2 separate regions of the Homo sapiens genome follow, and region 1 is linked to region 2. Evidence: read pairs that join two places in POLR2A ChIA-PET (ENCODE). Cell type or tissue: GM12878. All regions are shown on one strand. Each heading gives the region's core, and the rest is flanking DNA. Links, peaks and the distances in the headings are about the cores only.

Region 1 (5,000 bases), core at 1-5,000, 270 kb after region 2:
ATTCTGGGGTACTGGGGATTCATATTTCAATATATCTTTTTGAGGGAACACAATTCAACCCATAGCAAATAGGCAAATAATTACTTAATTACTTCTTCTTTTTTTTTTATTTTTATTTTTGAGATTGAATCTAGCTCTGTTGCCCAGGCTAGAGTGAAGTGGCATGATCTTGGCTCACTGCAACCTCTGCCTCCCAGTTTCAAGTGATTCTCCTGTCTCAGCCTCCTGAGTAGCTGGGATTACAGGTATGAACCACCACACCCAGCTAATTTCTGTATTTTTAGTAGAGATGGGGTTTCACCATGTTGGCCAGGCTGATCTCGAACTCCCGGCCTCAGGTGATCACCTGCCTTGTCCTCCCAAAGTGCTGGGATTACAAGTGTGAGCCACCACGCCTGGCTAATTTTTGTATTTTTAGTAGAGACGGGGGTTTCACTATATTGGCCAGGCTGGTCTCGAACTCCTGACCTCAGGTGATCCTCCCGCCTTGGTGTCCTGAAGTGCTGGGATTACAGACATGAGCAACTACACCCAGTCGCAAGTGGTTACTTCTTTATTCTTACTTTCTGCTTCCTCTTTACTCAATTTGATGGTTTATACTTCTCTGGAAATTGGTTCTTTTCATCTAAGTTTCCATATCATTGGCATAAAATTGTAATTTTTAAAATCTTGAATTCAAATATTAGACTTTATTTGTTTTTCCTTTGGTTTTTGTTGATTGATCTTGCCAGAAGTGTGTTTAATTTGTCTTCTCAAAGAATCATTTTTAGATATTCTTAATTTCCTTTAGTATTTCTTGATTCCTTTTTCTTTTTTTTAGAAAAAAATACTTATCAAAATGGCTTTATTTTGGTAGAAATGATATACAATAAACTACACATGTTTAAGGTGTACAATATGTTTTGATATATGTATTTGTGAACCTATGAAATCATCACCACAATCAAGATAACAAACTTACTCATCACTCCCAAAAGTTGCTCCCTACTCTTTTGTAATTCTTCTTTCCTGCCATTCCCCCCTCCACCCTTCCAGGCAGCCAGTGATTTGCCTTTGGTCATTTAGAATACTATAAATTAAATTGTATTAATTTATAGACAAAACTCTTTTTGTCTAGCAGATTTCAAACAGTATAAGACATTTGAGATTAATCATGTTGAATCTCCGTGTCTTCAACTTCTCTTTCCTAATTTTAATCTACTTATTCCTTCATGCTTTATTCCTGGTGAATTCCTCAAGACAACCTTCCAATTCACAAAATTGTCACCTGTGTGTAGATCTATTTGTCCATCTATTAACTGTTTTAAATCTTAACTAAATTTTTCATTTTAAAGATTTCTAGTTGGCTCTTTTCTCATCTACCTATTATTGTTTTATTTCTGCCTATTTGGTTTCATTATTTCTTGTTATTTTTTATTTTTTCGCACAATTTATCACTCTGAAGAGTCTAAGCATACGCATTTTCAGATGTTTTAATCATTTCTCCACTATTTTAATTTTACCTGAATTGAATTAATCTCCCAATAGTTGATGTCATTGGCTATCTTTCTCGGCATTTTATTTCTTTTCGTATATGAGCACTTTGGTTTGCCAAGTCTTCTCATATTACAAGTTCTTTCTCCTCTTATCCCACTCCCAACATCCTCTTCCTATTTAGGAGTTTAGTACCAGCTTTCAAATGGTCATCTAAGACCTTTTAATCCAGAACCAGTTTAAGGAATGTTGGCAAGTCAGTTACCCAGCCAATGGGTGGCTTGCCTCAATTTCTGTTTGCTAGGCTGTATTTGTGTGTGTGCAAAAGGGAATTTGAAGGCATAATCTTAAAATGCCATATTGACCGAATTGATTTTTTTGTCAAATAAGTGGCCACTTTGAAGATAACTGTTTTGGAGAGATGATGATATAATTATTTTCAGAATCAAGTCAATACTAGAATTTCTAAAATAAATTATTTCTAGAATTCTATGAAAGTAATTTTCTTTTGCTCATGAACTATCTCCAGAGAACTTCATGTTTTCATTTGCCTCTGTAAGAACAAGATTTCCAATTTCAGTCTTGGTAATTTTGTTTTATAAACCATGGACGAGAGGCCTTATCTATTTCAAGACAATACTGAAACTCATGATATCCAGAAATGTGTAGGGCCTAGTGAGAAGGTCAATTACAAGCATGTCTATGTCCACCAGAAATCTATTCGCTGTGAGAATTTTCACTGGAGGATTGCCTGGGCAGGGAAAAGTTTGCTCGGTATTTCTTATTTCTCTAGAATTGTCCTAGAATTAAAGCCAACATGTGATAGACATCACGACGGAGCTCTGAAATGGCAGCACTATACACCCAGGGCTATCTGGGAGTGCAGAACAGGGTGGTAGAATTCTCTTTAAGAGTGGAGGGGCAGGCCTGTTTTAATCCAAGTGCTTCCTTGGGAAAGCAGGTTGCCTGGAATCCAGTACTGTGTCCCTGACTGGGGCGTTTTTCATTGATTCCACAGCTGGAAAACTCCCAGGTATGGGCTTGGGGCCACCGAAATGAACAACTGCACTTAAAGTTTGACTGAGCTTGCCCAGTGATAATTCCCTCTAGACAAGAAAAGTCGTATGAAGACTGCTTGCTAAACCATCCCAAGCTAGGTCCAAAGAAATACAGAAATTTAATTTTTGAACATTTTCATCTGAATTAAAACCTCTTGGGTGATACATTGGAAAACAACATTTCTCTACAGTGTAAATGTGTTTGGCAGCCCCTCTATATACAAAGTTCAACTTTAGGGCAAAGAGAAAAAGATATGATGTAATCAGGTCAAATTATTGGTTACAGAGAAGAGTTCCCTGGTTTGGACCTCGTCTGTTACATGAAATAGATATTAGATCTTTTATACTGCCAGTGCCATTTTAAACACAGCAATTCTTTATTCTAAATGTTTTCACCTTGAAGATCTCTCCCCACGGTTTCTCATTTGTTTAGATATTGCTATGTAAGACACACAATAACATCAGTGAAGGCAAGGTTGACTCCTATTCAAAGGATTCAAAATAAATAAATGAAACTAGTTCTAGAAATATAGGGGTATTTTCTAAATTCCTGGGTAAAGAGGAGTAGGGGTGAGAGGGAAAGAGGTAGAGCAGGGATCCCTCCAAATAAGAGTTTAGGTGACAGAGAGATGAATGTGGAGATTCTACTTTTCCTCTCTTTTCGCATTTTCTCTTCACTTAATTGAAACTTTGTAAATCTCAAAACTCATTCGTTCAGTCTTTCCACCTAGAGCACAAGGCATAGACTAACATTCATGTTTGCTGGGTATGACCTGCATATGTTTTTGACAACTTTTGAACCACATGAAAAAATCAGAGCTTTCATTTAAAAATCAAGATTTTTAACTTCTCATAAAAAAATCAGATCTAGCAGGCCAGGCACGGTGGCTCATACCTGTAATCCCAGCCCTCTGGGAGGTCGAGGCAGGTGGATCAACTGAGGTCAGGAGTTCGAGACCATCCTGGCCAACATGGTGAAACCCCGTCTCTACTAAAAACACAAAAATTAGCCGGGCATGTGGTGGTGGGCACCTGCAATCCCAGCTACTCGGGAGGCTGAGGCACGAGAATCACTTGAAACTGGGAGGCAGAGGTTGCACTGAGCCAAGACTCGCCATTGCACTCCAGCCCAGGCAACAAGAGTGAAACTCTGCCTCAAAAAAAAAAAAAAAAATCAGATCTAGCTATGCTGGGTCCATCATTCAAGGCAGCAACTAGTGGCCTTTAGGTAATGGAAGAAGTGCTCCACTTAGCCACAGTTCTAACCTTGCTTGCTTCCCTTGCTATATTAACAGCTGGGTCCTTTAAGCATTTGCACTGGTAATTCCTTGTGTAAAACATAGTATTTTCTGTGTTCTTATTTGTTCATTCAATAAATATTAATCGAGAATCTCTGTTCTAAGAGCTGAGGGTAAAGCAACGAACAAATAGATAAGTTCCCTGCCCTCAGAATGCTTACATTCTAGTAAGGAGGGTCAAATAATAACAAATAAAATATATTAAATGATGTTAGATGAAAAGTGTCATGAAGACAAATAAAGCATGATGTGCCAGACATTCTTACATCCACTTGGACACGTAGGAGGATGACACTTCCCTGCCCACTTGTAGTTTAGTGTGGCTTTGGCCAATGAAATGTAAGTGGAAGTGATCTGTGTCATCTTTGGGTGGAAATCTTTACTTCATGGCCTTGACTGTCCACCACACTTTCACTTGCTGTGCAAGGTGTATTGGTTTATACTGATGAGGATTTATGAAGGAGGACTGCCTGGGAGAGTTGCTCAACTTTCGGTAGATTTTTCATAGTGATAAACTTTTTTTTTAAGCCACCAAGATTTGAGGATTAGCTATTATGGCACTATAACACAGATTATTCTGACTGGAAGCACAGTGAGGAGTCAGGAGTGATAGGAATGGGGTGCTGAAATTGTAGATAGAGCAGTCTAGGAATTCTTCTCTGAAGAGGCATTGTTTGAGAGGTGACTTGATTGAAGCGAATGGATGAGTTCATGGACTGTGTAGAGGAAGACCATTCCAGGCAGAGGAAACAGTACAGAGCTGTGTACATTCTTAGAATATCCACTTGGAAACTCAATGATTTTCAGGTTTTACTCTTCTCCCCAAGGTTTTATTCACACTAGAGTAAATGGGATAGTCAGTAATTAGTATTGCTAGCATTTTGTTCTCCACCTAGAATTTTGTGTTAGCTGTCACCTACTTTCCACCTGATTTCAGCCCATAGTTAGAACTGTGGAATCCATCAACGCATTCGCGTCGATTCTCAGCAGCAGCAAAGGCCATACGGCCTTCATCAGTGTGTTCAGATCTGAGCTTATTCCCAAAGAAAAAAAAAAGGCAGAATAATACGCTCTATTTTATTTTGTTTCCATTGGCCTGTCATGACTCTGTTTCAGAGAAACGTAAAATAAATCAACTCAAAGATAGACAACTTAATGTGTTCTTCAGCCA
Region 2 (8,483 bases), core at 1,604-6,603:
TTTTTCTTTCTTTCTTTCTTTCTTCTTTCTTTTTTTCCTTACCCAAGCATGAATAAAATATGAAAGACTCGAGCCCAGTGGGTGCAAAATACCGACTATCCATACAAGGCTCATCTGGTTTGGGGTGAAGGCCCATCCCGGTTCTTCATATGCGCACCTTGTTCTGGCTGCCTTGGGTGAATATGCATTTCACAGATTGTCTGTTCTCTGAGCCCTGAAAATGTATCCTTTAATCTTCAACTCAGAAAACCCCTTGACTCTGGAATGAGACACCAAAGGCCTTCCAGTGACAGGCTGGGAGAGAGCTGTTTGGATTGCTAATTTGTTTTCACTCTTTAGTCTGTTTTTCCTTCGTGCTGATGTTCCTCTTTAGACCTTGAGTATGAATAATTCTGCATAGCCTGAGGGGAGAAGCAGGAGGCCTGCTTGTAGAGTTGTTTGTACTGTAACGAAATAGAAAGTTTAAAAGCTTACTGAGCCTGAGCAGTTGAAAAGGGAGGGAGGTCTAGTAAGCACTTTCAAAATTACTCATAAAACATGACAAATTCTGGATGTCTCTTGGTGGTCAGGGAAATGAATTGCCCATTTCACTTAACAAAGGCACCCCCAAGCAGAACAGCTCCCCGAATGTCCAAGGCAGAGAAAAGTCCAAAGGCAGAGAGGTCCAATGAAGAATGCTCATCAAGATAGCCTTCCTAACTCTGTATTTCATGGAACTGTGAACTTGAAAGCCAAAGTAAGCCCTGACATTTTCTGGCTTGTGAGTAGTAACTTGATAGCTACTGTGTGAGATATCTCACTTCTCCTATTTCATATTCAGAGGGGTTCTGGTCTGGAGATGGTTGGACTTATTAAAACTTAATGACTCCTGGCTAACACACGGTGAAACCCCGTCTCTACTAAAAATATAAAAAAATTAGCCGGGCGTGGTGGCGGGCGCCTGTAGTCCCAGCTACTCGGGAGGCTGAGGCAGGAGAATGGCGTGAACCTGGGAGGCGGAGCTTGCAGTGAGCCCTGATGGCACCACTGCACTCCAGCCTGGGCGACAGAGCGAGACTCCATCTCAAAAACAAAAACAAAAAAACAAAAACTTAATGAGAAAAACTTTAAGGACCTTACGCTTGAGTGCTTTGCTGAAACTTTAGTTGCGTTAACTAGCCACAGGCTGGACGTCTCCTGCAGAACAGTTGTCCTGAAAATGTACAGGTTTATTATGTGCTGCATGGCTACATTGTATTATAAATACTCATTTATGTGAAAGTGACCCTTTCAAACTGTGAGCTCTTTGAGGTCTATGAATTCCCAGCAAATAAAACAATGCCTACCCTATAGTAAATGCTCAATTAATGACCTGAACTCATTTCAAGCCATAAAATAGATGAGATGAAAGAGTGGGGATCAGTTAAAAACATCCTCATTAGTTCGCACCACTGCACTCCAGCCTGGGCAACAGAGCGAGACCCTGTCTCAAAACAAACAAACAAACAAAAAACATTCTCATTAATGGAAGGACAAATTAGCAACCTGTCATTTTAATAAAAGATGAAAGGCAATACAGAGTGGCAGAATAGAGTTTTAACTGCTCTTCCTCCCCTTTCACCGAAGGGATCTTTGACTACTGGAAATAGCATAACACACTCGAATTTTGGACTGATGGATCACGAATACTAGCACTGGGAAGATTTATTTAATTTTTGTAGCTGTAATATGCTGAGGGAACAAAAGAATTAAAATATTCTCCTCTTCTCCTTTCAGATAGAATTGGCTGCCTAAGAATCTGCCCTAAGTGTTACAGGAAAGGGGTCCCGACCTGTACCCCAAGAGAAGGTTCTTGGATCTCGTGCAAGAAAGAATTCAGGGTGAGTCCATAGAGTTAAGTGAAAGCAAGTTTATTAGGAAAGTAAAGGAATAAAGAATGGCTACTCCATAGAGCAGCCTCGAGGGCTGCTGGTTGCCCATTTTTATGGTTATTTCTTGATGATATGCTAAACAAGGGGTGGATTATTCATGCCATATAGGCATGTAGATAACCAGTAGTGATACAAACAGTTCTTTGTCCATAGACATGCAAGTAAATTTTGTTTTCTGTAAATACACCATTGGTATTTCTCCATAACCTATTTTAGACCACATAGGGTAACTTCCTGAAGTTGCCATGGCATTTGTAAACTGTCATTGTAAACTGTCATGCGCTGGTGGGAGTGTAGCAGTGAGGACAACCAGAGGCCTCTCTCTTGGTTTTGGTGGGTTTTGAGGTCTCTCTCCCTCTTGGTTTTGGTGGGTTTTGCCAGCTTCTTTACTGCAACCTGTTTTTATCAGCAAGGTCTTTATACCCTGTATATTGTGCTGACCTGCTATCTCATCCTGTGACTTAAGAATGCCTTAACTGTCTGGGAATGCAGCCCAGTAGGTCTCAGCCTCATTTTACCCACCTCCTATTCAAGATGGAGTTATACTGGTTGAAATACCTCTGACATAAGGGTAAATGGCTAAAAAGACTGAGAAGACTTTAGGAGTGGAAGTGAGGAGAGAACAAGGTAGAGACCAGACAGGAGGGGTTCTTTGACCGCCTGAGGTGGACTCCATGGATTCTTCAATGAGGAAAGTAAAGAACAATTTTGTACTGTTCTCTGGGTTTTATAATTTCCAAAATAGAATAGAATCACAAATCTCAAATATAAAATCAATACACATTAGAGATTTTATTTAAATCATTAATTAATGAAAGAACTAGTAAGATGTTACAACTAGTTCAAAGGAAAATTTAAAGAACCAGCAAACGACGTTGCAATAAATTTACAAATAGATGCAAAACTGTCTCATTCCACAGTGGGGGAGGAAAACCAATGGTGTATTTTCAGAGAACAAAATTGACTTGCATGTTTATGGACAAAGAACTGTTTGTGTCACTACCAATTATCCACAACTTAAAGAGTTGTAAAACACTGAAAGTCAAGGAAAGGCACAGAGGCCTCATAGAATCACATAACTTGAAATGATGTATTTAGACAATGTCTAGTTCTCCACTGAAGACACCTTACAATAACTTTGGTCCATTTCAAAGTATTTTACATTTTTTTGCTTTATTTATATATGTTTGATTGTCTGATAGTCACACTTTGTTTGAGGTAACAGACTGTACTTTCAGGAAAAGAAACTGATCTGTAACTTCCTCTTCGAACAACTTCAGCAAGCCAGGATGAAACGTTTGTGGGTAGTGTCTTAGTCCATTTAGAGTTTCTATACAGATATACCTGAGGCTGGGTAATTTATGAAGAAAAAAATGCTTATTTGGTTCACGATTCCGATGGCTGGAAGATTGGGTATCTGCTGAAAGCCTCAGGCTGCTTCTGCTCCCGGTGGAAGATGAAGGGAAGCTGGCGTGTGCAGAAATCACATGGGTGAGAAAGGACGTGAGAGAGAAAGGAGCGGTACCAGGCTCTTTTAAACAACCAGCTCTCGCTGGTACTAATAGAGCGAGAGCTTATTCATGACCATGAAGACAGTGTCAAGCCATTCATAAAAAATCCATCCTGGCTGGGCATGGTGGCTCACGCCTGTAATCCCAGCACTTTGGGAGGCCAAGGTGGGCAGATCATGAGGTCAGGAGATCAAGACCATCTTGGCTAACATGGTGAAACCCTGTCTCTACCAAAAATCCAAAAAAAAAAAAAAAAAAGAAAAAGAAAAAAATTAGCCAGGTGTGGTGGCAGGCACCTGTAGTCCCAGCTACTCAAAAGGCTGAGGTAGGAAAATTACTTGAACCTGGGAGGCGGAGGTTCCAGTGAGCCGAGACCACACCACTTCACTCTAGCCTGGCAACAGAGCGAGACTCGGTCAAAAAAAAAAATCCATCCCCATGACTCAAACACTTCCTACTTCCTATTAGGTTCTGTCTCCCACAATGGGGATAATTTTAATATGAGGCTTGGGGGGACAAACATGTAATCTATAGTGGGTAGCTTTCAGGTTAAGGGGGAAGGGTGAGCAGAAGTCCATTTTGTGTGGCCATAGGGTGTGCATAGGTATACCTCTTCTGAGACAACAGTTACAGTTAAGTTTTGGACCAAATATTAACCTAAGTTGTTGCATCTAGTGTAGTCTCTGCTCTAACTTGAGCTACATCCTGTGGGCACATGAAAATCTTGAAAGGTTACAATTTGGAGTTCCTTCAAGAGCAGAAAAGCATAGCATCCCTCTTCCACAATTTTTTTTTTTTAAGTGGTCCTGTGGGTAGGCTCTGCTAGGTATTAGGGAAAGAAGAAGTGTCTGTCAGAACAGTGCTTAATGCAAAAAGGGCTTGGATACATGGAGAGGAGGTCTTTGAAGTGAAAGGAACATCATGAGAGGAGAGCACTCAGAAACCTCCACAGTAATGGTTTTCTGAGAACATGTATTCTTTCTTTTTGTTAAAATAATTAATTAGGAGGCTATTAGACTGGCTACTATGTAAGCAAATGGAAACCCAAGTCAGCGTAAACGGTCATATTCTAGGAGAATGAAACTTAAGCTTAACCAACCAGAACTGCCAATTAATTTCTAATTAGGGACTTTCCACTGGAATAGTCCAAATTAAACTTCTGCTCCATTTTAACCAATTATATTTTCTTTACCTTGCTTCTGAGAGTCACCCTATGAAAGTTTCACCCTATGAAAGTCTTCCTCTCATGCCCTATTGGTGGAGCCCAAAACACCTGCGATCTGGAGCTTCCTGATTCATGAATTGCTGTCTGCTCAAATAAAATTTCAATGTGGCTAACTTTATCTTTTAACACTTTCATCAGAGTATTGTCGCAAGGATGTAAAAATATGTATAGCTGAAAACTCAGTTCTGACTGGTTTTTTTTTGACCTCATAGCTCAGACCAAAAGAGGCCATTTAAAGTTGAGTAGTGAAAACAGAAAAGAAACTTAAACTTTTTTTTTTTTTTTTTGAGACAGGGTCTCACTCTATCACCCAGGCTGGAGTGCAGCAGCACAATCATGGCTCACTGCAGCCTTGAACTCTTGGGCTCAAGCGATCCTCCTGCCTCAGCCTCCCCAGTAGCTGGGACTACAGGCATGCACCATCATGCCAAGCCAATTTTTAAAAATTTTTGTAGAGATGGGGTCTTGCTATGTTGCTCAGGCTGGTCTCAAACTCCTGTGCTCAAACAATCCTCCCATCTCGGTTTCCCAAAGTGCTGGGATTACAGGCATGAGAGGAATTTAAACTTTTTAAAGATGGAGACATGGATATTTAGTTAGGAAAACCAATGTGCCTGAAGTGGCTCAGTATTTCTGAGTCACGAGATCATGGATGACATTAGTGGTGAATACAAAATCATCCTCCAGGTTTGGATTTGAAAGGTGACTCCTGAGAATTTACTTTTTGATGGGGGCATTTAGTGCAAGCTATTGCTTTAAATCACAAAGCTCTATCTGCATACTCATTTTTTTTTTTTTTTTTGCGCTTTCTCCAGTAAGTAAACATTGGTGGAGAGGTTTATCTTCTCCTTGCATTAGAATTTTTGAAACTCCATTATGAATAATAGTAGTTAACTGAACTCCAAGTCTTAGCACTTGGTCTGAAAAGAAAGGAAGAAGACACCAACCTTCCTTTAAAACCTTTAAGTTTTTTTTTTTTTTAAAATACAACGTGTTTGCTACATTACATCTGTGCATTACAGATAGCTTGAAAGCCAGACGTAATTTGTGATTCTAACTAATTTTCATGATTTTAGCTTTAATGCAAAATAGCTGGGGTTTTTGGATTGGGTTAGGATCTTGCTGTAAAAGTATGAAAATGAAACTGTAGACTTTATCTCCTTTCTGAGTAAACATACAGACAAAAATATGTCTGTGAAGCTTGAGAGCATATGATAATTTTTTTTTCTTATGGGAATACTTAGCACAATAATGAAGTTAACCCAGAATGGAGAATTACTTCTTTCTGCATTGTATTTATATCAAGTCCAATATCTCAAAAAGAAGTTGGCTCAGAATCGTTGATTTAAAATAGGTCATTGGTGAATTAATGAAACATAACACCCCAAATTCTCAGCTGAATTAAATAAATAAGCCAGATAGAACCCCTGGTAGATACAAATGTCTAGTTTATATCTCCCAAGTTACTAAGAGAGTGATTACTGAATCGGGGAAGAAGGGCAGAGTTTGACATATGGAGTGATTTATGAGTCCCTGTTCCACGGGAAAACATCAGGCTAAAATCAATTCAGGTTTTACTTGCATTGTATTCTCTTTCAAACTGGATAAGGATTCAGGAATAGTCGGTATGTTAGGTGTGTAAAGATACAAATTCACATCGTGTGCTTGGAAGTGTTTCTCCTCCTGTAGGTGCGTCTCAGTAGTGCATGAATAAGATTGAGGAGGACAGATGAGGTGGTCTCCACTTCTTAATCAATACTAGAAGCTGAAGTTGAAATGAGAGAATGGATAATTGAAGATATTTTAACATTCTCTTTGGCACCTAGAAAAAGTGGGAGTTATGGTTTTTGAGAATTGTGCATTCAGATTTACCACACCTATAGGACAGCTGGAAAGAAGACAAGTGAGAAAAACAGAGACACAGAGAAGGGCTTCAATTCCTTAGTGGTCGCACATTCCTAGGCTACCCGGCAATGGCCAGGTCCCTGGCTGTCATTTGGTCTTCAAGTCCTCTGCTGCTTGTAAAAGAGATTAAGGGCTAAAGTGCTCCCTGGTGAGGTAGAAACATCAACTTTTGCTTGACCTGATAGAACTGTAAGGCTGGAATATCCCTGGATGGTTGTTCCAGAAGAGCCAGCTTATCCGTCCATTGCTGTTATTCTTATTACTAAAAATGTATTTCCACTTGACAACAGTGGCTGCTGTAAAATCGCCTCTCCAGTGACAGTTGTTTCAAGGAGCAGAACTGCCTGAAGTCCCAGAGTGTCTGCTAATGGTTGTCTTCTGGGTGCCTCCCAGATGGCTGGAGGATTATGGCCTCTGGGATTTCCCCTTCTTGCCTGGGGTGTGAGGTTGACGGTAGAGAGGATGCCAGATCCAAGGAGCTCCTGAGGGACGATAGCACAGAAATTCCGAGTGGGAAATGGAAGGGCTAGAATCGCAGTGGTGCCATAAACTTGAAATTGAGTGTTGAGAATAGAGAGGTTGAGAAGAGAGCTGAAATGATTGAATAATATTAACAGTGTACCAACCTTCAGATATCTCCTTCTAACTACATATAGGAACAACTGGGCTGTGACTCGTGAGGTCATTCCTTATATTTTGAGACCTAGAATCTGTAAGACAGAAAAATATGTCACAGAGCAGTGAGATTGTCCCTTGCAGCATCAGCCGGGTATAATTGATGGCCATGGTATGACCTAAGAGGTGTGAGTGTGAGCTAATGAGACTGGCTCTTGTGTGAGGATTAAGTAATTTGTGCCTTCTTCATGGTAACACTTCATTTAATGTTCTGAAAACAGTGAAACACAAAACCAGTGGGAGGCAAGAGAAAACCCTCTTTCATCCTAAATCAGTGGCTGAAATATCTCAATTCAGAGCGGGTCCACCCATACCTCTCAAATCTTACGGTAACTCTTTAAACTGGGGGAAAAAAGGGATTCAAATTCACCCCATCTTTAAGCAAATTATTTTTCTTTAAAAATAATTTAAAAAATACTTTAATAGGGTTCAGAACACATTACCCCAAGTCATCCCAAAATATGCCTCTTTGGCATAAGGATTATTTTGAGCTGGTTATTTTGAGAACCTGCAGACACAGCAGACACTTTGAAAACAGAAGTTACCCTTTTGTAAGAGAAATTTATACCTATGAAGGAAATCTTCACTTTTAAGGATATCTCCCTCTCCATACCAGGAAGATAGGGCTGACTGAATCACTAGAGACTCTTATCAATGGAGAAAGTGTGGACTTACATCTGCAAAATAAACCTGGTTCTTGTTTATTGCACTTTTCCTGAACACCTCCCCATAACCATGTCTTTCTCCACACTCCTCTTTCTTTGTTTCAGGGGACAATAGTATTTAAGTCTGAAGTCTAAGACAATTCTTTATCTAGCCTTGAGATTTAATCTTTGAGATTTCCCAAAGTTATTGCTCGTGTATACAGGAGGTATACATATTAATAAACTTCTGTTTATTTTTCTCTTGTTAATCTGTCTTTTGCTGCAGGGAATCCCAGCTAAGAACCATGGAGGGTAGAGAGGAAATTATTTTTCCTCTCTTATACTTACTTGCACAGGGCAAAACTTTTAAGTTAGCACATAGAAATGTAGAGGAAAAGTAAATTTCCATCCCCAACCCCTAATTCTTCTTCTCAAAGACAATAGCTGAGGGTATTTTCTGGTATAAGCTACCAGAGGCAGTCTTTCCAAATTCAAATGTGTATGTGTGTGTTTATGGATCTATCATCTTTTTGATACACACACTTATGTAAGTACATGTGTGCATATATGTATTTGTGTGTTTCCCTACCCTCATAACTATTAGCATATTATA

Evidence for each region. ChIA-PET counts read pairs that join two places held together with the same protein. Peaks named below come from ENCODE experiments on the same cell type or tissue, not always from the same donor. Only the 100,000 strongest peaks of a DNase experiment are listed, where the experiment ranks them.
Region 1: POLR2A ChIA-PET joins it to region 2 with 11 read pairs; 4 of 35 experiments call an interaction of 5 or more read pairs at or near these places.

What each region holds. Positions count from the first base shown.
Region 1 is chr2:215,642,193-215,647,192 of GRCh38, reverse strand. All of the region lies in intron 5 of LINC00607 (long intergenic non-protein coding RNA 607), which reads left to right. All of the region lies in intron 2 of LOC102724861 (a long non-coding RNA gene), which reads right to left. Among named protein-coding and RNA genes, the nearest start is that of LINC01614, 73 kb to the left of the region's middle. In GM12878, for the core only: no CTCF peak of the experiment used is centred there; no DNase peak of the experiment used is centred there.
Region 2 is chr2:215,910,336-215,918,818 of GRCh38, reverse strand. LOC105373870 (a long non-coding RNA gene) reads right to left here. Exons shown (of 3, transcript XR_001739231.2): 2 at 7,178-7,261; 3 at 6,947-7,033. Among named protein-coding and RNA genes, the nearest start is that of LINC00607, 71 kb to the right of the region's middle. In GM12878, for the core only: no CTCF peak of the experiment used is centred there; DNase peaks (open chromatin) are centred at 3,898, 4,098 and 4,588; H3K27ac peaks cover 387 bases.